3 separate regions of the Homo sapiens genome follow, and all the other regions are linked to region 1. Evidence: chromatin loops called from intact Hi-C (ENCODE). Cell type or tissue: sigmoid colon. All regions are shown on one strand. Region 1 holds the start of ARHGEF26 (Rho guanine nucleotide exchange factor 26). Region 2 overlaps ARHGEF26 (Rho guanine nucleotide exchange factor 26). Region 3 overlaps ARHGEF26-AS1 (ARHGEF26 antisense RNA 1).

Evidence for each region. Peaks named below come from ENCODE experiments on the same cell type or tissue, not always from the same donor. Only the 100,000 strongest peaks of a DNase experiment are listed, where the experiment ranks them.
Region 2: a loop joins it to region 1, with 2.3 times the contacts of the local background. A loop is called at or near these places in 4 of 110 quality-filtered maps.
Region 3: it touches region 1 in a loop (5-fold over the local background); 3 of 110 quality-filtered maps call a loop at or near these places.

Annotation. Positions count from the first base shown.
Region 1 is chr3:154,116,354-154,124,353 of GRCh38, reverse strand. It overlaps ARHGEF26 (Rho guanine nucleotide exchange factor 26), which reads right to left and starts at 2,964. Exons shown (of 15, transcript NM_015595.4): 1 at 2,835-2,964; 2 at 1,279-2,412. The coding sequence starts at 2,361. ARHGEF26-AS1 (ARHGEF26 antisense RNA 1) reads left to right here and starts at 3,144. Exons shown (of 4, transcript NR_037901.1): 1 at 3,144-3,282. In sigmoid colon, no CTCF peak of the experiment used is centred here; DNase peaks (open chromatin) are centred at 1,993, 2,563 and 3,023; H3K4me3 peaks cover 4,041 bases; H3K27ac peaks cover 434 bases.
Region 2 is chr3:154,177,796-154,185,795 of GRCh38, reverse strand. The region is part of intron 6 of ARHGEF26 (Rho guanine nucleotide exchange factor 26); the gene reads right to left. Among named protein-coding and RNA genes, the nearest start is that of ARHGEF26, 60 kb to the right of the region's middle. In sigmoid colon, no CTCF peak of the experiment used is centred here; DNase peaks (open chromatin) are centred at 3,075 and 4,205.
Region 3 is chr3:154,056,915-154,064,914 of GRCh38, reverse strand. The region is part of intron 2 of ARHGEF26-AS1 (ARHGEF26 antisense RNA 1); the gene reads left to right. Among named protein-coding and RNA genes, the nearest start is that of ARHGEF26-AS1, 60 kb to the left of the region's middle. In sigmoid colon, no CTCF peak of the experiment used is centred here; no DNase peak of the experiment used is centred here; H3K4me3 peaks cover 391 bases.

The DNA.
Region 1 (8,000 bases):
GAATGAGCCAAATAGAAAATACAGCTATTTTAAGTAAAAATACTTTTTTTTAGTCATTACATTAATTAGATTTCCAAGAGCGCACAGAAGCTGAGCCCTGGAGGAGTTCACTCATTTGATCACTACAATTCACTGAAACAATGAAATAAAATGTACAAGATCCCCCACACCCTGTCAAAACAGATTGAGAATCCTCAAATAACTAGCAGGTCAGCTCATTTTACAACTCGTGATTCACCATCACTGTTAAATTGAACTTTGCTATACTTGCAGAGTTGGAAAAAACACATAAAATGTTATGTAATTTATTTTCTTTAAGACCACGGGCTCTAAAATAAAACAGGCTTGCTTGTGTTTTGCATATGTGCCATTTATATAGACTGGTTCCAGTGCTCTGATTAACCAAGAAAAAATGTGGCTGCCAAAAAGAATCTGCCTTATTGCTGAAACCTGTGTTGTTTCTGTGGAAGGAAGCACACACTCCAAAATACCCCTCTTCAGTTTTCCCTGTTTCTTTATGTCATATTTGACAATATTTTAATAAGTGCAGCTAATGGGACAATATAGGGGAGCAATACCACACAGTGTCCACCCTAACCTTAAGTTTTCAGCTGCCAATCTGTTACATGCACTCAAGGATGAATGGGCATACAACGGGAATAAAACACAACCAAAGGCCACGGTGACAAAAACAAGCAACAAAAAAGATGACAAAATATTTATGTCTTTTGTGATCCTGGCAACTGATTTTCAAATTCACATTCTACCTGAATGACATCAAGTGCGTAGTAACCACTCAAAATTCAGTAAGTAAAAGCAAAAAATAATCAACAGGCTCAAACAGGAATCAGTATTTTTCTGAATCAGCTGTGATAACAGCTATCATTGACTGAAACCTCTAAGCAAACTCCAGACAACTTGACTGCAGAGTGCGGTTCTGAACATGCTCCTCCCCCTTTCAGCTATCTCTTTTAAAAGTGGTAAAGACTCACTCAGCCAATAATCTGCCATATTTCACTCTTGTCCCCCCCAATTCTGCCTGAGCTTAGAAATTTAAAAGTGATGAATTTCACTTCTTCCCACAAAGTTGCACTAAACTCGGCTGTGCCTGCCAGCATCAAAGTGGCCAAGAGCTGGATGTACACTAGCAATCAAGAGCAAAACACAGAATTAAAACGGAATGACTTCTTCGGGTTTCCTCTACGCTCCTCCTCCCCACTCCCAACACATTTACTTTCCGCTTAGTGAATGGCGTGCCACACTCCTGCCCACTTTTACCTTTATCCTTCCCAGACTGGAAAACTTCTCCTTGTCTTCCATCACCACTTTCAGAACAGGCTGGGACATTCTGTTCTTCTTCTTCGAGCTGGTAGGACTGTCAAAATCAAAGCCACTGACCACTGCCCTGCGATAAGACGTGGACCGCAAGCCTCTCCGCAGAGACCCTGGGCTATCCACGTCGTTATCGACCTCACTCTCCTCCCCTGCGTGACCCAGGGGTCCTCCTAGGCCCTCCACCATGCTGCGCACCTTGAGGAGTCTCTTGTGGGGCTCCACATTTTGATTGTTGGATTTACTTATTTTAATTTCCGAGGCCAGACTCTTCGGAATGATCTGCTGCTTCCCCACTTTGAGGGCGGCGGGGCTGTTTGTACTCAAAACCACGGAAGGATTCTCGAGGAGCTCGTTCTCCTGGGAGGGCAGCCTTTGGAGGGGGAGTTTTTGTTCCGAAGAACTTTTCTGGGGCCCAGGAAAGAGCCCCCGTTCGGGGTCCTTTGCCTTCCGGCCGGACTGCGAACCTGACCCAGGAGAGTCGTTATTAGCGGCAAGGCCATTTGCAGTGGGCGAAGGCACCGGGCTGGCAGTCAACCCAGTAAGGTCCTCCTCGGGGGTGCAGGGGGCGGGCGCGTTAGGAGTCCGCGGGGGGCGCAGAACCGGCGGCGGCGGCGGCGCAGGCAAGGTCACCGCGCCATTTGCTGGGGATTTCGGGGAGCCGCCAGGCACCGCTTTGGGGAGCTTGGGTGACTTGGGCCGTCGAAGTCGAGGAGAGGCAGCCCTGTACTCCGGGGATGCCGTCCCACCATTGGCCACCGCTCTCCGCTGGGCGCCCAGAAGCAGGGGGCTCCTATGTACCGTCCTGCTGTCCGAGGCGGTGGGCACCTGGGCGGGAATCTGCGCTGCGAGGAGCGTCCCTCCGTCCTCCACCGGGAAATCCGTAATTAGTAACCCGTTGGGGCTCTGGTAGGACTGGGGCCTCGGCTTGCTCCGGCCCAGAACCTGGTGGGGCTGAGGAATCGACCGCCTCCGCCACAAAGGGGTTATGCTGTTGCTAGAAAAATCCACCTCGCTCTCGCCGTCCATAGCCGGGCCTCGAAGTCAGCGCCGGGAGGAGCAACACCGAGTTAGTCTTGCCTAAAGAGGAAAGAAGTTAGGAAACTGTGCCTCTGGACAACCGGGGACGCCTGGCCGACTCGCGTGCTCCCAGACCGGCGGTCCCCCTGCTGCTGCGCAGGACACGACTGCACCGCACTTACCCGCCCTTTCTCGGGCAAAAACTGCACCACTGCGGTGCGCGGTTCCCGGCAGAAATCTGGGCTGCCGCCCAGGCGGATTAATCCAATCACCTCCGCGTCCCTCCCGCGCCAAAAGACCACCCGCAGCAAATGAGCCCGCCACCCATTCACTGAGTGCAAGCCGAGGCACAAGAAACTTGGGACGAGTTCAGCTTTCTTGGGAAACTCGCCGCGGGACGCTCCCTTCTGTCGCCATCCAGCCTCCCGCCCTCATCATGGGTACCCTCGCGCTCCAGGTGCGCGGCTCCCACGCAAATTTACCTTCTGGGGCTTGCAATGTCCGGGGCCGAGGAGCACCCACTACCCCGTGGGTGGCCCGGGTCCGGGACCGAAGCGCAGCCGCGAGAGCTTAGGAGAGCGCTGCCGCCGACCGCGGCGCCGGCGCCGGCCCGCCCCCACGCCTGACTACGCCCCCACACTTGGCCCCGCCCCCGTTTCGGCCCCGCCCAGATCCGCCTCCATCGCAGCCAGAAGCAAGAAGCTGTCTTCCCGCCCCCGCGTGCCTACAATCAGCCCCAGTCTCCCTGGGAAACCGACGAGCGCACCTGAGCTGGGTTCTGAGCTCCAGCGTTTTGGGGCTAGAAGTTGCGGACTAGTAGCTGAGGCGGCACGGGAGTGTAGGCGCGCGGGGTCGTTGCCGGGGGCACAGAGTGAGAACAAGCAAGGGAGCCCTGCTGAATTGCAGCTTAGGAAGCCCTGAATCCTGGAGGTGCGTTGAAACCGAGAACGCGCGGCGTAGTAGACTTTGTGAGATGCGTGGGCAGTAGCGCAGAGTTCTAACGCAGAGTCATGCCCTCTCAGCATTCAGGTGGTCTTAAATCAGATGGGCTCGTCCCAGTGCTGAAAATGCATTATAATATAAACAGATAGATGGGCTTGTTTGTGCCTAGAGTCTTTCCGTAGGAAAGACTGGCAGCTCTGAAGAGGGAAACTGGGTGGCTAGGAAACCGGAGGGAGGGAGAGTTTTCATATAATTATTTTTGGTCCTTGTATGCTTTGCATCTTGAAACCTATCTGTGAAAAATAAGCTCAATTTACACTACAAAAAAAGTATTGGTTTCCAACAGTACATAGAATAAAACTCAAAATCCTTAGCATGGCTTACAAGACACTTCACTACTGCCCTACTTCTTCAGCCTAGTCTTTCCTCCATCACTTTCTTCATTATTTTTTTGGCCACACTCAAAGTTTGACAGCCTCATAACCTTCCCTTTCGTTCCTTCTTGACCCGACTTGTCACTGCGTCAGAAAGGCCTTCCCTGTCCCCTCCTTAATTATACCATTGCCCCGTTTATTTTCCCAGCCACTTGTTCTCTTCTATTTTTGCACTTATAAAATTTTGTATATATATATATTTATGTGTTTATGTTTATTGTCTTTTGTCTTTACACAGTAATTTGCATGAGGGCAGGGGTCATGTTTTTTTTTCTTCTCCGTATTTCCGGCACATGGTGGGCACTTAATATTTATTTAATGAGTGAGAGAATGAATGACAGGAATGAAGTGAAAACAGTGACCATTCCTTCCAAAGTGCTTGGTTGTCAAATAGTAGAAAGATGGCTGTGTCTTGGCCAGGCTCCTGCTGTGTGACAATAATGAGGCAAACTTGAGAAGACAAATAATTTTAGACCATAAGAGCTGTATAATTGATTCTATTAGCAAGACAAATGGGCCCTTCTCCAAGTTCTCTTTCTGCATTCATGCATTCAGCAGGGATGCAGTGAGCATCCACTGTGTGCAAGTTATGCTGCCTGTTTTTGCCCTAGATTGAATGCAATGGCCAAAAATATTAAGATGTGATCTCTGGGTGGTGAGATGAAGGATAGTATGTTTCATGCTGCTTTATATTTTTCTATACTTAACGAAATATCCTGGACAATGAAGATATATTACTTTGATCTGAGACATTTTCATAAACAAAGAAAAAAAGAAACGGCATCGAAAAATGTATAAGAAACTTTTTTTTTTTTAGACGGAGTTTTGCTCTTGTTGCCCAGGCTGGAGTCCAATGATGCGATCTCGGCTCACCGCAACCTCCGCCTTCAGGGTTCAAGCAATTCTCCTGCCTCAGCCTCCCGAGTAGCTGGGATTACAGGCATGTACCACCACGCGCGGCTAATTTTGTATTTTTAGTAGAGACAGGGTTTCTCCATGTTGGTCAGGGTGGTCTCGAACTCCCAATTTCAGGTGATCCACCCACCTTGGCCTCCCAAAGTGCTGGGAATTGCAGGTGTGAGCCACCGCTCCTGGCCTAAGAAAATTTTTAAGAAAGAAATTTTCCACATTGGGTGGAAGACATGGCTGATTACATACTCACATGTAGGTACATAGACTTTTTTTTTAATATAAGGTGTTTTCTATACCAACATGTATTGCTGTTATATTGGGGAAATATAATAAATTAATTTCAGAAGTGGTTACCGACTGACAAATGGAGTATTCACCTAATTCAAAATGCAACCTGTGACCTATGTTAAGAAGCTGTAAAAGGTGATGTGAGAAGGTGGCTTTTCTTGAAATTATGTTGCTTCTACAAACAAGTATAACCAATATTTGTGACGACTTCATAGGATCTTCTTACCTCATTTCCAACAGACAACAAAATACCTACCAAAACAACAACAAAACACCAAGCTCTGGTCCTTCACTGAGGGAAGTTTACAAACTCACAGACCTAGTGCCTATTCAATTTATTGTTATCTATTCAAATCTAACCTATCTTCAATTATATGTTCCACTCAAAAGAAAGGAAAAGAGCTGCTAATAAAACTATGACAATATGTTATGTCATATCGAATTTTTACTTTATACTTAGTGCTTTTAGACACTTATACATAGATTTGCTTAGTACTGTGTGTATGTAGGAAAGGAAAATATAAGCAAAATGAATTTACCAAAGTCCCGAACATTGAGCCTGATTCTTCTGAATACCTTTTCATGAAAAGCATTCATGTGTGTTTTTCCACACAATATTGTTGATAGTGCACCATTTCTTAAAAGGATGTTCCAATCTTGTTTCTGGGATTTGCCTCCTAGACAATGACACTCATTCTGCAGTTGTGATGCTGGCACTATCCCATTTGACTAAACACATAGTTTTCTTGTTCAACTGAATTGTATGTCACTACAAGCTATGCAGCTTCTCTATTAATGGCCAGGAGAAAGTTTCTCACAAATGGTAGTTTCATGCCTTAACCATAGTCCTGCATGATACATGAATTGGTTATATCAACCTCTCTTTGCTTTAGAATTTCTTTCACCTAATCTGTCATATCTGGTAATTTCTCCTGCCTTCAACTATGTTTCTTGGCATATGGCTTTGACACAACAGGACTAAATTTCATAGAATTTAGTAGAAATGATAACAATTCATTTATGCCCATGTTCAAAAATAGGCAATGCCAACTATATCATCACTATCACCTGGCCACTGGATGTTTATTTGATAGTAAGACACATCCCAGTTTCAAAGAAATTAAAATGTGGTACCAAATTATTCTTAAAATTGAAGAAATACAGTATGTCAAACTATTTGTAATGATATTTTCCGCTGGTATATTCCAATGGTATATTGAACTATTAGAATATTCAATGGTACAACGCAAGATATATATGGCTACATTTACTAAACAAATTCACATTGGTCACAAATTTTGTGTCCCAAGCACAATAATTTGGCTAATTTTTAAATGCAAATTGTTAGCTAGTCTTATTACAATATATGTCCAATTTTCCAGTATTTCCCATCCCGTGTACCTTTTGTTTATTTATACATTCAACAACTATTTATTGGGTGCATTCAAGTGCCAAGCATTAAGACAAACATTCCTGAACCTTACAGTTTGGCTCATGAAACATGACTGAAACATTAAAATAAAAGACACCCAAACTGTGTAAGATGCATAGTAAGCTCTCTGTTCTATGGAAACCTTTGTGAAGGAGTCTGGATAAAACTGGCCCAGAAGGGTAGATAAAGTATTGCAAGGTGGAGAAGCGGACAATGATGTCACAGAAAGATTTCCCAGGATAAGCAAAAACATGGAGGGATGGCTGGAGAACTGATATTCATTAAGTGCCAACTGTATTTTAAGCTTTGTTGTTTGTTACACATAACTTAATCTCACATTAGTTCTGAGCCCACTTAAATATGAAGCTGAAGCCCAAAAAGCTCTTCTCATACTGTTGATAATTGGTTGAGTCAGAATCCTAAACTTTTTCTTTACAATACTCCAGAGCCCATGCATCAAAACATACAAGAAACTAAGCTCACCAAAACACAGTTTGCTTTTAGAAGTTGTGGGATGTTAATTTGGCTGAATATGGTGAGAATAGAATGTGGTATGCAACAGAGACTGAGGGATTGAGATTTTACCTGAATGACAACTAACTACTCTGATATGATTTGGCAGTTTGGCTCTGTGTCCCCATCCAAATCTCATCTCAAATTGTAATCCCCATGTGTTCATGGAGGGAGGTGATTGGGTCATGGGGGCAGTTTCCTCCATGCTGTTCTCATGATAGTGAGTGAGTTCTCATGAGATCTGATGGTTTTATAAGCGTCTAGCATTTCCCCTGCTTGCACTTCTCTCTCTTGCCACCATGTGAAGAAGGTTCTTGCCTCCTCTTCACTTTCTGCCATGAGCGTAAGTTTCCCGATGCTTCCCCAGCCATATGGAACTGTGAGTCAATTGAGCCTCTTTCCTTTACAAATTACCTAGTCTCAGGTAGTATCTTTATAGCAGTGTGAAAATGGACTAATACATACTCCTTGAAGAGATTTAAACTTTGCCATCTTCTAAAAAATGAATATGATGACACCAGTGTCAGAAATAAAAAACAAAACATTGACAGATTTGACAATTTAAACATTTTAACCTTTGTGCATTAAGAAAAGCCACATAAACCCATACATTTTGAGGGAAATCTTCTCTTAGAAGGAAATTAGAGAAAAATATTTAAATATATATAAAATATAAATATAAATAGGTTTGTGTATGATATAGCCATTTAACACTTTGTCATATATATTTAAATATTTATATGTTGTATATTAAATATATATATTATATATTGAAATATATAAATATATATGACAAAGTGTTAAGTGGCTGTATCATACAATCAATAAGAATAAGATAACGAAAGTTGTAAAATGAACAGAGTAAGAATAAGCATTTTGGAGAAGACATGAATGTCCACTATACATCAAAATATACTCAATCTCAATAATAAAAACAAAATTTAAGAATTAGTGAGATAGTTTTTCATTTATTAGATAAGCAAAGATTGTCTTTTTTTTTTTTTTTTTTAGATGGAGACTTACTCTGTTCCCCAGGCTGGAGTGCAGTGGCGTGATCCTGGCTCACTGCAACCTCCACCTCCTGGGTACAAGCAATTCTCTGCCTCAGCCTCCCAAGTAGCTGGGAT
Region 2 (8,000 bases), 61 kb before region 1:
CATGCCAGAAAGACCAAGGCATGATTGCAGAGCTGGAACTTTCAGCCATGCCTGCCTATCTCCAGTCATAAGAAGAGAAGAGTTTGAGTTCAATTGCCAAGGAACAATGATTTAATCAATAGTGCCTATGTAATGGAGCCTCCACAATAACCCTTAACTGATGGGGTTAGGGAGGGTCGATGAACACCTTGAGGTGCTGGGAGAGTAGCAGGCCCTGAGAGGGACTAGGTGGTCTGCAGTACCTGCACCCCCTCCAGCCTTGCCCTGTAACAATCCTTGTATTTGGCTGTTCTTGAGTCGTACCCTATATAATAAAGCAGAAATTGTAGAGTACCTTCCTGAGTTCTGTGAGCCATTTTAGCAAATCATCAGGGCCTGAAATAGGGGTGGATTGTGGAAATCCCCCCACAACTTTGTAGCCAAGTAGAAGAGAAGTGTGGGTAACCTGGGGACCCAATACTTGCATCTGCCGTCTTAAATGAGGGCAGTATTGTGGGCTGAAACCTTAAACCTGTGGAGTGTGATGCAAACTCAGGGTGGTTAATGTAGGAACTTAAATTGTAGGACCGGAACTGTAGGACACACAATTGGTGTCTCAAGGGTTAGAGAGTCGGTTGGTATAAAAAAAAAATTCACACATTTGGTGTCAGAAGTATGGTGAGTAAAAAACCAAAGAGGCCTACAAAGAAAACTCCAGAGGGCAGAGTGACCACTCTTGTGGTAAACACAGGTAAGGACACGTGTAAGCTGGATTATCAGTGCGAAGGATGACATGACGGGAGCAGGGGAGCAAAGCACAATGGGCAGTGGAAGCAACGTGGGTCTGGTTGGGGAAACTGGGAAGTTCAGTGGAGCTGAGGTACAGACTCCACTCCAGGAGGAACAAGGGCACAGAAAGAAGACTGCAGAGCAGGGCTGAGCTTGATTGCAAAGGTTATACTGCATGCTGGGAAGTTTACAATTAATCTGTAGACAATAAGAAACCACTGGAGGTGTGGAAGCCAATAAATCACTCAATCCGAGAAAACTGGAGCAGAGCAAGGATGGATTACTAGTAGGGAGGAACAGATGGCAAGCAGGCCGGTTAGGTGGCTAATCTGGGCAAGCTGACAATAAAGCCTGGTAGTGGGAAATCAAGAGGACCCAGCATAGGGTAACAATCTGGAGATAAAATTAATAGACTCAAGAAACGCATTAGATGGGAAGTCAAGGAAGATGCTGAGATTTCTGGTCAAGGTTTCCACCCGGTCAATAAAGTGGGTTCTTAAACCATTAATGAAGACAGAGATTTAGGAACAGGGAGAAGCAGCAGGAAGAGCTCCATTTAATTTTGCCTTGGAGATGTCTAATGGACAGCTAAAAATACACATCTGTGAAAATTCAGAGGAACTGGAATTCTAGGTACTATATAGTTAAGACTATTTGATTTCTAGCTGTTTTTCATAGAAATGTGAAATATTTGTCATTTAACTCCAACTGTTTTGTAATGCAAATGTAAAGAAAATTGTTTAAAGAAAATTGAAAGGCCGGGCACGGTGGCTCACGCCTGTAATCCCAGCACTTTGGGAGGCCGAGGTAGGTGGATCACAAGGTCAGGAGATCGAGACCATCCTGGCTAACACAGTGAAACCTCATCTCTACTTAAAATACAAAAAATTAGCCGGGGGTGGTGGCAGACGCCTGTAGTCCCAGCTACTCGGGAGGCTGCGGCAGGAGAATGGCGTGAACCCAGGAGGTGGAGCTTGCAGTGAGCCGAGATTGCGCCACTGCACTCTAGCCTGGGCGACAGAGCGAGACTCCGTCTCAAAAAAAAAAAAAGAAAGAAAATTGAAAAAAGAAGAAACCATAAGGCCGTTATAATTCTAGGATATAAATATCTTGAGGCAAGTAGCTCTTACAATTTGTCTTTAGCTTACACTGTTACCAGCCTGAAGGAATGCAACTATATAACCAAAAACAACAGTAACTTGGCTTTTCCCAATGAAAAGGAAAATTTCATTTATCACTGTGAAAGGTTTGCCAAAGTACGATATTAAAAATAAGGTACTAATTAAATTTCTGTTTATGCTACTTACTTCAATATAAACCAAACCACCCACCTTTTATTTTTACATTGACATAATTAAGACATAATTTAAAGCTTTCTATGTTAAATGATCTATTAGTTATTTTGGAAAATTTGCATACTTTACTAAGTGAGTTAGCTACAAAAAGATCAAGAAAGTATTTCTAAAAAATGAGGTATGATTTCGGGAACCAAGAATGCCGGTGAATCAAATCAAATCTGAAGCAAAAGTAAAAGTATTCTGGTTCCCTGGATGAAACTTGAATGAAATAATTTGGCTTACGAGGAGGACAACTTTTTAATGGAAATACGTATTTAAGTTCTATGAATTTTTTTCGGGGATAATACTTCCACTTATTTCCTCTTTGTAGTATTACCAAGATGTTCATGTTTTATAACCAATCATGTTACACAACCTTTATCTTTTTTTTCCCTGTAAAGCATTTCCAATCTCACCACTAAAGAGAAACCTTCTGTGGACCAGGAAAAGCTGCCTAGAAACATTCCCTCCTAACCAGAAACACAAGTTAGCCCTGTTTGGCTGTTAACTCACCATCACAAGCAAAATCACACCCATACTTCAAATGAGTGCTTTAAATGATTGTAGTCTGCCAAGGTGAGCTCCTCAGCTGTGCAGATAATGGTCCTACCAAACATATAAGGTCCACCTCCCAGGAGGTTCAAGATGATTCAGCTAAAACCCATGTTTGAAAAAAGAGCCTGATGTGGAGCTTGCTTATGGTCTAGTAACCTTTCTTCTAACGTTTTTTAAAACTGCAGGGATTTTTTTTAGGTCTTTTGTGGTTGCTTTATTATGTGATGATCTTAAATGTGGCACTACATTTTTGAGGAAAAAACAAAACCAACAGCAAGCCTGCTTTATGAGATGGTCATTATACCCATTTTATAGATAAGAAAACCAAGGCAAAGAGTGCTTAAGTCACAACTTCATTTGAAACCAGAGCCAGACCCTGTGCTTGAACCAAAACACCTGCTGCCTCAGCTCTCAGCGGTGAGCTGATCTTGCCCACCTGTTACTACTGGCCAACCCTCAACTAAGACATCCAGCAAGAAGAGTAGCAGCTGGAACTGCAAAGAAAAAGATCATTTTCCAAGATTAATGTTGAATGGTCTCAGCAAATAAATTACACAAATCAACGTAGTGCAGATGTTCACAGTAAGATCCACGCCATGACAAAATGTGCAGACAACAGAAGGGTCAGCAACCATATCAGGTTCAGCCTCCAAGAAAGATAATCAGGAAAATCACAGCCAGCAATGTGCTCTGGTCCTGGTTGACACAGTGTGATCAAATATTGGTTTACAGGTGCCCTGTGAAGCCCTCTGGGGGTTATTCATTTTGGCCCTCCTATTCTCGCTCCCCTTTTTCCCTCATGAATCCCACTCATCCTTCATGCATCAGATTAAATTTCATCTATTCCAGGAAGCTTTCCCTGAACCTGCTGGGATAGGCTAAGTTCTCTTGTTCTATGACTTCATAAATCCCCATATATTTTCTTCAGTGTACCTACTATGATGGCAATTAATTCTTTTATAATTTTTGTTTACTTTTGTCTCTCTTAGCAAGGTTTAGAGGATGGGGCCATGTCTGTTGTGTTCACTACTATATTTATATATATATATAGTGTGTGTGTATATATATATTGTGTGTGTATATATACACACACACACACCCAACCACCCACCCACCCAGACTTGGCCATAGTACCTGGAATATAGGAGACAGTCAAATATTTGATCAGTGAATACATAAACAAATGAAATTTATTGTTTTAAATAAAAAATGATAAAGGTGAAACATGTAAAAGAATTTCGTTCTATTATTATTTTACTAAGAAAGTAATGCCCACAAATTGGGTCAGTCTCTACCTTGCTTTTATCACTGATAAGTCAACATATATTTAATTGACCACAAGTTGGCTTCCCAGAACTGTGCTAGGTACAGGAAGGGCCACCAATGAAGACACAAACTCCCAGCACAAGTCTTTACAATTCTTCAATTAGGATTACTAAAGAGAGACCCAGTCCAATCTGAGTTTCTTCAATGCCAGCTGCATTTTCTGAAAAACCTGCCAGACCAGCCCCTCCCCTATCCAATTCAGAAGGATGACAGAGAGACTAAGCAGCGCAGCACTCAGCACTCTAGCTCTGGAAACACAGAAAAAAAGGAGCTCTGGTTATAATCAATGCCGCTGTCCGGTGCCCTCCTCAGAATGGCATCCTTTCAAGGTACTTTTTCTTCATTAATATCCATCTGCCTAAAGCAAACTGAAATCATTCTTGGACGTCTCCCTCACTTAAATGAGCTGTCAATCTAAATGGCTGCAGTATCCTACCAGAGAAGGTCATATTCACTTAGGCTGGAGACTTGTAACATACCAGGCAGATTTCACATGTCTAAGTTGTTGTTATATAATAAAATATCTTCCCTAAACAAAGAAATATTCCAGATAAGTGGCAGCGAAGTATGTGCTGCTGGAAATACTTTCCTAATACAGAACATTCTGTACTCTACCAAAATGAATTTATATTCTGCTGCCGGTAAGTAAGATTTGGGGCTGCTTTATTTGGAATTTTTTTGGTGGTCACATTGACACTGAAGGTTGAAGTCAGTTTCTTTTGACATACTGGATCAGGGAGAATAAAAGCATGGCAAGCGCACCGCCACTAACCCATGGCAGGCATCAGTAACTGTCTGGCACTCTGCCTACATGCAGAGTTTGCACTCCAGGCAGCCATTAACAATACATCAAAATCAGTGCTGAGGAAGATGAAGCTCATCGATGAATCCTTCACCAGAGACTAACAGTGATAGGAAATGTGTTGATTCGACACAAATATAGGACAGTTGCTTCTCAATCAGAAAATATCCTACCTACATCCTGATCTGGTAAAGGTCTCAAGAGACTTCCTTTTCAGCAGACTATATGTCTTCTCATATTCTATTTTAGCCTTTTCTTCTGAAATTTTATCTCTGGATTGATAATAAGAGGATAAGAAATTAAAAGTGGTTTGGGATGTGAGGGGAAAAAAGAGTTCTAAACAAAAATGCTCTGGTAGTTCTCATTCCCATTCTGATAGCTACTGTTTTAGTAGGTACTTACCAATGACAAAATTAGAGGAGGATGCAGCACAGACCTTTTTAAGTCCTTTGTGTTGGTACCTCCCCAGTGAGTTACATGTGGGAGAGAAATGAACCAGGGAAAACTAACAGTTCTCAGCAACTGAGAAGTGGTGGAACATTTCTTTACATGCAAACACTGTCCTTGGCCTTAGCGTAATCATTGTGAGGAAGAAGTCATGTCACAATTAAGAAGCCCTGAGCAAGGAACAGACACACTTGGCAAAAACACAAAGGGCGCCATGTTTATTTTTAGAGCCCCCTGTGGCAGGCTAAATGATGGCCATGTACATGTCCATTATTAATGTCCATCATCTCAAAAATGTCCATGTCCTGTGAATATGTTATCTTACATGGTAAAAGTGATTTTATAGAAGTAATTAATGATACTGAGATGGGAAAATCATCCTGGATTATCCAGGTGGGCTTAAAGTAATCACAGAGGTCCTTATAAGAGAGGGAGGCAGGAGGATAAGAGTCAGAAGAGAAGTAGAAATCAGAGAAGATGGTACACAGTAGGCTTTGAAGACAGAAAAATTCATAAGCCACGATACAAAAGTGACTTCTAGAAGCTGAAAAAGGCAAGAAAACGGATTCTCCCCTACAGCCTCCAGAAGGAAACAGCCTAGTGACACCATGACTTTAGCCCAGTGAAATTGATTTCAGACTTCCCACCTTCAGAATTGAAAAAGAATAAATTTGTGTTGTTTTAAACCACTAAGTTTGTTGTAATTTGTTATAGCAGCAATAGAAAACTAATACATCCTCTTAATCTGTCTTAGAAACTCTCTTCTAACCTCTTGTTCCATTCCCAGTAACCAACATCCAGTATCTGCATACGGGTCCCTTGTAACTCATGGGCCCTACTATATATAGCTTCATCCATCCCAGAAAGCTGATGGTTCCAGATTCAATTCCCTTCCCTACCCATTCTTTCAGTGACTACTTAGTGAATGCCTACTATGTGCCAGGCTCTATTCTAGACACATAAAATACACAGCCCAGGACAATTCCAACAAAAGTCTCTGTCTTCATGGCACTCACCATCTAGTTCTCAGAGAGGCTAGCCCTCTCTGTTCAATTCCCTCAAGGCCCTGCTGCAGGACTGCACACACAACTGTGGAGCAGCAATGGTGGAAAAAGGAGCCAAACCACCTTCCTTTCCAGCAGATTCTCTGAAAGATACTCTAAAAAGCAAGAAAGCTTCTCATTAGGCAATCAGCAGGAAGGAGAAAAGGGAGAAGAGAGGTGAGAGAGTAGTTTGAACAAAGAACACTCAGATTGTGCCCAGCCAATGTGTTGGTGAACTTCATGGTTTGCTAATGGTGCCAGAGCAATCACAAACTCTCTGAACTTGCATGCCAGGTTTGTTGTTGTCAGTACAATTATACATGCATATTTTTTTTTGAGGAAGCAAGAAACGTATGGCTATTGGATGATTTTCAAAGGGGTCCATAACTAAAAGGAAGTTCAATAATCACTGACTTGTATAATGAAACATCTAGTGCTTGTATAATGAAACATCTACGCAAGAACTTGGAAATTACTATTAAATGAAATTATAAACATAGCCTGGGCCTAGACCATGTAGAACTCGAAATGCCCTATTAGAGAGTTTCAATTTGTTTCAAAGTAACAAGAGAACCACTAGGGTTTCTGGTATTTTAGGAAAGTAACCCTGGAGGGAGCAGGGTGAAGGGCAGGGTGTAGGGCTGGAAAAAGCTGAACTGAGGTGCAAAGGTGGTAAAGAGGCCAGCTGCAAGTCTACACATATCCACTTAAGAAGAGGCCGGCAGTTCTTCAAAATGTTAAACATAGTTTCCATATGACCCTTCAATTCCACTCCTAAGTATATACCCGAGGGAAATAAAAATCGAAAGCACAAAAACTTCAACACAAATGTTCATAGCAGCATAATTTAAAATAAAAAAGAACCCAATATCCATCAATTAATGAATGGATAAATAAAATGTGGTATATTCACACAATAACATATTATTCAGCAATGAAAGGTACTTACTTACACATTACAATATGGATAAACCTTGAAAACTTTATGCTAGGTAAAAGAAAGCAGTCATCAAAGACCACATTTTATATTTTCTATTCATATGAAATCTCCAGAACAGTCAAATCTATAGAAACAGAAAGTAGACTGGTGGCAGCCTAGAGCTGGGGAAGTGTGGGGGGAAATGCGGAGTGAGCGCTAATGGGTAGGGCATTTCTTTTTGAGGTGATGAAATCGTAAAACTCTGGTGATGGTTGCACAATCTATGACTATACTAAAAATCACTAAATTATACAATTTTAATGGGTTATTTGTATGGCATATGAATTGTGATCTCAATAAAGCTTTTATTTTTATTTATTTATTTATTGTTTTTTAAGATGGAGTCTCACTCTATCAACCAGGCTGGAGTGCAGTGGCATGGTCTCAGCTCACTGCAACCTCCACCTCCCGGGTTCAAGCGATTCTCTTGCCTCAGCCTCCCGAGTAGCTGGGATTACAGGCGCCCACCACCATGCCAGGCTAATTTTTGTATTCTTAGGAGAGACAGGGGTTCACCAGGTTGGCCAGGCTGGTCTCGAACTCCACATCTCGTGATCTGCCTGCCTCGGCCTCCCAAAGTGCTGGGATTGTTACAGGTGTGAGCCACTGTACCTGGCCAATAAAGCCCTTTTAATAAGTGCAGCAGCTAGAGAAATGGATGGAGGGCCGGGGCTTGTATCAGCTAGTTTTGTTCACATACAGAATGCTCTCTTTTCCTGCTTCCCCAGATAGTGGATTTTGTA
Region 3 (8,000 bases), 59 kb after region 1:
ATACAATCTCAGAAATGTTATAATTTCAGAAGACGAGATGGCAGATGCTATCAGTGGGGTCAGTGTAAACTTAATGTTAGCTTCATGAAAACACATTGTTTCATACCAACACAAAAAATATAACTCCAAATGTATTTATAATTAAAAGCAACAACTGAGCATTCACACCAAGTGTGCCATCTTTTACTTTTAAAATAGTACTTATAAGCAAGAATAGCATATTTTGTTTGTGGCTATTTAGGACTCAGCTCAAGTACATAAGTTTGAGGAAAGGTTGTGAATAAGCCTACAGTTTTTATTTATCAACCACCGTATAACCAAGACAAAGCATCTTTGGATGTACAAGAGTCAAATGTGTATTGCAAACTTTTTACACTCGTCATTTAAATATTATCTTATACAAATTTGAACAATATGTAATATTATAGCAAAGAAAAACACATCCGGAAACACTAGCACTATTATGTTTTAGTGTTCATGTTTGAATGTTTAATAAACTTTAAAAGTTTAGATTTCTCATTAGAATTCTCATTGGCTAACTGGGTTGCTCAGTTAGATTCAGATACAATCAGATTCAGAGTTCTCAGTCACCTTAAGCCCATCAGCATATTAGCCCAGATAGGTACAGATGAATTCAGATCAATAAGATTATGTTCTGGGATTCCAGTTCTGGTAAGCAGATTTTCTCTTTTCTACTGAAAACATGTAGCCTGGACACCTTCTTGAGACTTCAAGGAGAATGCCTGTTGGGAATGGAGCCATTGCTAAGGAAATATTGCTGAGGAACAAGAGGAAGCAACTATGTTCTAGTCACATTGTATGAACCATTGGATCAATCTTCTGAAACTGTACCTCCTTTTGGACTTTTCAGTTACATGAATCAATAAGTTCTCTGTATGGTTCAATCCAGTTTGAGTTGGTGTTTTAGGTACTTGCAACCAGTTATGCTGACCAATATACCGAGCTACTGGCAGTTCCATTTTTACGGAACTCTAAACTCCATGAGGGAGATGGTAAGGATCTGTTCTTGTATGTAGTCTCAGTTCTTTCATGAAACCACTACTTCTATAATGTGAAATGTCATATGGATAGACCACTGGGCTTGGTGACAGAGGAAGTAGAGTTCGGTCTTGGTTCTGACATGTTTTTGACCGTTAATTCAGTAATTCATTTAATCTCAGTTTATCTATAAAGTGAAGAAGTAGGCCTTTAGTTTGTTTACATATCTGCGTTATCTATCTAGCTATCAAAGAGCTCTTTTTCAGAAGAAATCTTATGTAGAACTCAACAAATAAACCATGTACAATTGTGAGTTATAAGAAAGGCAATTTTTTTTCTCATTCCTGTGTCCTTAGCATAACCATAAACCTGGTGAAATGTATATACTCAGCAAGTAGTTGCTGAATGAAGGAATAAAAGCAAAGTTCCTCTGTTGGAGAGATGACATGGAAGCTGGGTCCCCACTGGCTTGGCCTTCCCCTCACCACCTTACCCACCCTTGAGGTCCCACTAAGAAACTCGAGGGCTTGGCAGATTCCAAGCTGAAAGCCAATGACCAAGTCATCTCTAAGGCCCTTCCAGTTCTAACATTGTGTAGTCCAATTTAGTGATTCCCAGCTATGACAGTGGAAGAGTGCAGGTTGATTATGTCATCAGAATTATGAGACTTTTCAAATAATTGTTCCCACTCTACTGAGACTCTCTTTCTGTCACCTCAATCAATGAACTATTTCTATTAATTAACCATGTACTAGTTTCATTAATGACAATTTGATGAATCATTTTAAAAAGAGCCTCCCATGCCCAGGCACTGCGCACGGGCTAGTGGTCGACCGCTAAACAAACAAGACAGAGTGACAGACATGATCCTGATACAGCTCCAATGAGTGGAGGAACACCAGGTTCTTCCTCTCGAGTCGAATTAGAAAAACCAACACGGACACACGTGGAGTAGTTTTAAGGAGCAGGGAGTTTAATAGGCAAGAAAGAAGGGGGAAGAAAGAAAGAAGCAGCTCCCCTGCGCAGAGACAGAGGGAGGGAGGCTCCAAAGTCAAGAGACAGACAGAACCCTGCTTTCAGGTAATATCAACCAGCTGTATTCCATGGCTGGAGGAGGTGGTGTCTGATTTGCATAGGGCTCAGGGGATTGGTTTGACCAGGCATGTCATTCACGTAGCCCACAAAAAACTGGCCCTCCCAGCCTAGCCTTTTAATATGCAAATTCAAGGCGCCATGATGTTCCACACACGCAGGGATATGTGGGGGCGACCATGCTTCCAGGCACATGTGGGGCAAGGGCAAGAAGGGCACGGGAATTGCAATGTTGGGTGGACCCAGTTTCTAATGGCCTGCATTTGCATATCAAAGTTTGCCGGCCTGGTTCTAAGAGCCAGGGCTTTACAAGAAACTTTTCTGGGGATGCTTTAAAAATTAAAACTTCCCAAGGACCCCTTTTCCTCTCTATCTGCCTAAAATAATTTCTTAGTAACTCCTACAACAATCCCATTCTCTTGGAGCTTCCTTGGTTGAATATTATGTCTGGGAGCTGTCAAAATCTTGATGCTTTAGGTCCCACCCCCAGATAATCTTATTTCAAAATTAAAAAGTATGAAATTATGACAGGTACTGTTGTTTGTTGAATGATAGCTAACTGAAGAAATTAGTACTTGTAAAAAGGCTTACGTGGAACATGCTGAGTTCTCTACGTCTGAGGCAGTCAAGAGAAATTGGGCAACTACTCTATAGCTATATCTGTCTCTGTGTATATATATATATACACAGAGAGAGAGGAGTCAGTCATCAGGAGGTGGTTTTATAAGTCTGAGCTTATCAGAATGTGTGAAGTTAACACACCGTCACTCTTCATAATGCAATATTCTATGGGCTTTCAGGGGATAGCTTCATGAAAATGAGGAGATATCTGGGGGCAGAGTTTTATTCCTTTTCCCACAATGTGTGTGTGAGTGTGTGTGTGTGTGTGTGTGTGTGTGTGTGTCTAGGAAAGACTGTGTTGGGATGAACAGGTCTGAAGGGAGTAAGGACCTTTTAGCTTCTTGGCAGAAATGGTATCTAGTGGGAGGTAACTACACATTAGGTATATGGAAGAGGAAGTATTTGATGGTGAAGCTATTTTCAGATGAAAGTGTGATAAGTAAAGCTTTTAAAACCAGCATATTTCAGCCTGATTTAATCCTTACCTGTGGTAAAACAAATAAAAACAAAAACTATACCTATGTGACTGTGAAATTTAAAAGAAAACAAAACCAATCTCTTTAGTTACCTTGAAGGATGGGAATCTATGTATTAGTTTAGGCGATTAGAGTTAGTACCAGTTCTGGTATTTAAACTTAATAGAAAATAAAAAATAAATAGAGTTTAAAACACTCAGAAAACCTACTTGTTGTTTTCAAAGTGGATACTTTGATCATGGTTGCAGTGGAATTTTAGACTAGAGCAGGAATTAGATGGTATTTGTGCTTCTTGCCTCTGTGCATTTATTTATTTCTTTTAAGGTTCAGCTCAACTGACATTTTTTTGTGAGAAATCTCTAATCCTTGTCAGCACAAAGGAATTTGACAATCTTAAGACATGTAAAATAGTCACAGTTACATTATGTATTATTTTTAACGCTAAAATTTTTCTTAATCAGTTGCAAGCTCATAGAGGCACGACTTTGGTTCACTTCTCCCCCATCAGGCCAAACATAATGCCTCAGTATCACAGGTCATTTACTGAATGAGATAGCTTTGTTTTCTTCCCCTGATTCTCTAATGAGCGATATTATGGTGCAATGGTTTTTTAATTCTGGCTCCCATTGTAAGAAGCAACTGCAACAACTTTTTCTACAAACCTCACCATTAGATATAGCAGTTTTGATGTGCAACTTCTGAAACCAAACCAGGAAAAGACATTATGTATTGATGTTAGAAACCCACAAATGCTTGTTTTAAATACTTTCCACTGTTTATTTTTTTCTAATTCATCAAATGAAATCTTTCCATGTTTTAGCTCTAGGAGAGATTAAGCACATTCAATCTAATTATGCAACCTCCTGGCAAAAGCAGTCTCAATGTGAAACACTGTGCTGGTTGTATTTCACAGTTGCTAATGGAAACAGAGACAAGTTTGGAAAACTGCAAAGTCAAGTCTGAGCCTTGGCATTATCATGCCTCTGAGGAAAGGCATTTCCTGGGTCTGTTCTTTCTTTCCTTCACTCTCTGTATGCATGCTGTATGCGTCCCGTCAGGCTCTACAAATAACTGAAAATGGTCACATGAAGGTAGGAGTACCATAGACATAAAAAATGAATAAAAACTTGAAAAGTCTCACAAACAACAAACAAAATACAACTTGCCAGGGAGTCTGAGACTTGATAATTTTGTGTAGATAGATAAAATTAATTTATCTGATGTTAAAGAATACCAGTTGTCACGGCGTTTAAAAAATTCCTAGTTCCAAACATCCTTGGCAGCTCCTCAGGCTAACAATGCAACCTTACAAATTATAGTTGTTAGCTGCAGGTTTTGTTTTTCACCCATAGTTACATGGTATATTCAGATACAGAGAAGTCATTATATTATTTCCAAAACAAGTTTTTAAAACTTTTATTCACTTTAGGCTCAAAGATGAAACAGTGTGTTATCTTCCTAAAAATAATTTTGCTGAATTATAGACCAGATTTACATGAGAGCTGGAAAACATTTTGGAAGTGAAAAAAAGAATGCTGGCATCCGCGTGAGGAACATTGAGATGCACAAATGGTTTCCCTGCGACAAAAGCACTCACCCATGTAAAGACAGCCAGTTTGATCAGACAGCCAGTTTGACTAGTTTCCTTTCCGTCTTCTCTCTAGGCTCTCGTGTGTATTATCTGATTGGAAAGTCTTTACAGCTCACTGACAGGTATGGCAAACCCCTGCAGGACTGCTCTAACAGGAACTGAACTCTGTGTTAACCTTTCTGTCAACTCTGAGCGCCCAAGTGTTAACCTAAGCATCTTGGACTGTTTTCCTGAGCTCCTCACCTTACAGTGGGCCCTGCACTGATGTGTGCTGTAGGCCCTGGGCTCTTCCTCTTTCCTTCTGGCCTGGGGTGCTGAGGTCCCAGCATGCCTGAGGCAGGGCCCACCCAAGGGACTGCTTGAATAGAGTTTCTTATTTACACAAATCTTGAAATAATTAAAAATTCAGTTTTTACTTTGTATTTCATGTCTCAGTCTCTTGTATTATTAGCCAACACCAAAGACCTCCCAGCTGGAATGACAGTGCTTGCCAAGTGCAGGATTAACGTTGACTATTTCCATTCATTCATTTATTCACTCATCCAGTCATCTATTCCCACCTCCATTTAGCAGATATATCTGTCAATCACATACCATATGCTAGGCACAGTGCTGTGAATACTGTAAGCCAAAGTAGACATGGTCCTGTTCACATGGATCTTACAGTCTACTGAGGACAGGGAACACTAATCAAATAATCACCCCCCAACAAATTTAAAATTAGAAATGTGAGCTGGGTGCAGTGTCTCATACCTGTAATCCCAGCACTTTGAGAGGCCAAGGCAGGCAGTTCACTTGAGCGCAGGAATTTGAGACCAGCCTGGGCAATGTGGTGAAACCCTGTCTCCACAAAACATACAAAAAATTCGCCAGACATGGTGGTGTGCTCCTGTAGTCCTAGCTATTTGGGAGGCTGAGGTGGGAAGATTGATTGATCCCAGGAGTTCAAGGCTGCAATAAGTAGTGATCACACCACTGCACTCCAGCCTGGGCGACAGAGCGAGACCCAGGCTCCAAAACAACAACAACAGCAACAACACAAAAACTAAAACCGACAAATGAGGTAATAAGTTCTATGAAGGAAAGGCGCACAGTGCTATGAGGGAGCCTATTAGCTTGAAAGGAGGGGGCAAGAAGGCTTTCTCCTAGAAAAATTACAACTTGTCTGAGCTAAGATCTGGAGTGTGAGTTGCAATTGTGTTGCCAAAGGATTAAGGTGGTGGCCACAGCAGAGCATTTCATTCAAAGGGGTCCATGCACAATGTCCTCTGGCAGGCAGAGGCTCAGCCTTTCTCAGGAACTAATGGCAGTATGACAAGAGCACAGAGAGTGAGAAGGAATAAGGAGGGAGAGAATCTGGAGGAAGCCTTGTAGATCATGATAAAGTTCTCGTCAGAGACTAAAAAATGACTGAAGGCTTTAGAGCAAGGCAGTGAAACGACCAGACTTATGAGTATTTTTAAAGATTACTTTGTCTATTAAGTTGAAAACAGATTCGAGTAGTGGTAGGAGTGAGGTGGGCAATAGTAGTCTTGGTGCAGATGAAGGTCCTTGTGCCTTGGTGGTGGTGGATATGAACAGTAGTGGATCAGTTTGAGAGATTTTTCAGGACAGATCCATTGTGCCTACTAATGTATTGCGTATGAAATGTGAAGAAGATGATTCTGTGATTGCAGAATGTTCTGACTAGTGCAGTCATTTGTAGGGAGGGGAAACACTGGAAGGGGGTCCCATTTAGAGGGGAAGATTATGAAGGTGGTTGTGAACATGTTGAGTTTGGAACATTGAACAGGAGACGTCCAAGAGGCACTTGGATATTTTGGTCTCAAGTTCAGGGGAGAGGTCTGGATTGGAATTGCACATTTGTGGATCATTGGTGTGTAGGTGGTAATTGCAACCGTAAGTATGAAGTATCTCTTCTGTGTATAGTGTGGAGTGAAAAGACAGGAGAGCCTAAGAATGACTATGACATTCCAACATTTAGTGATCAGACAGAAGAAAATAAAATTACCGTTGAGGAGAGTTGTCGGACTAAAGATAAAACTGAGGGAGAATTATGGCTATTCTCTGTTTGTCTGTCCATGCTTCTCCATGCTACTCTGTGCCCTGGGAATAAGATATTATGAATTACATCAGCCGGGCTCCCTTGCTTCTGGCTTGATACTGGGTTAAGCCAATGAGAGAAGAGAAAGATCCTGCCTCCCTCCCTGTTATGCTGTGATTTGACAGCAGTTTCATTTTCCCAAAGTCTACAGTTTCTATATCAGAATAAGTAGTTGAAGAGCACATGAAATTAAAAAAGGAAGTATATTGATGAGTCTTAGGAGACACTTAGTGTGGCTTTAGGCAAAGAATGTAGCCACTGTCAAATTGTAGCATAGCAGATTGGTCTTAATGCCCTCCTTCATACAAAATGTCTAGTGAGACTTGCCTGTTCTCTCTCTTTATCTTTTTCTGCATCTCCCACAGGCTCTTCAACTTATTCCAATCTGGCAACTTACCAACATTTTGTATAGAGGAAAAGTCAGTCAAAGAAAAGTAGCTGGAGATGAATATGGGCTTAAAAGAGGGTTTTTAAAAAAGCTTCAGAATCAGCATTTTGTGGAGACTGGAATTCACTTAGTTGCCAGAGGTCAAGTGTCTACTGTGCAATTGGAAGAACCTTGCACTTCCACCTGAATAACATGAAATGTATTGCTGTTCTCTATTCCTCACCACGAAAGCCCAACGTGTATGATAAATTCCTTAACTCATTTGATTCTCTGGGCAGCAATATCTTGGTCAAAATAATTAAGTGGGTCCATTTAGTACTGATAAATTATCTATATGGAGATTGGAGAGTTTTTAACTTGAAAAATTTAGCAGCAATAGGAGAAATTAATTGGAAATTGTTAAGCGTATATTTTGAAATGAGAACTATATAAAAGTATTCTGTGGTGTTCATAATAAGGCATGAATAATGAACTAATCCAGAAATTAATGTTCACATCTTCTTTTTAAAGTTATTATTGAATCATTTAACCACGATAAGCTAAAGACTTATTTCTGACCTGTTTTCTTTTCTTGAGTTGTCTGTGTTGTTCTGCACATGTCTCCTGTCTTGTGCCTATCTGTGCTAGGAAAGTTATATCCTTAATTCGTTGTCTTAATGACCCATTACAAAAGGGTTTTTAAAAAATTCTATCATTGCTCTGAGTTTATTGTCAATATAGAGACATTAT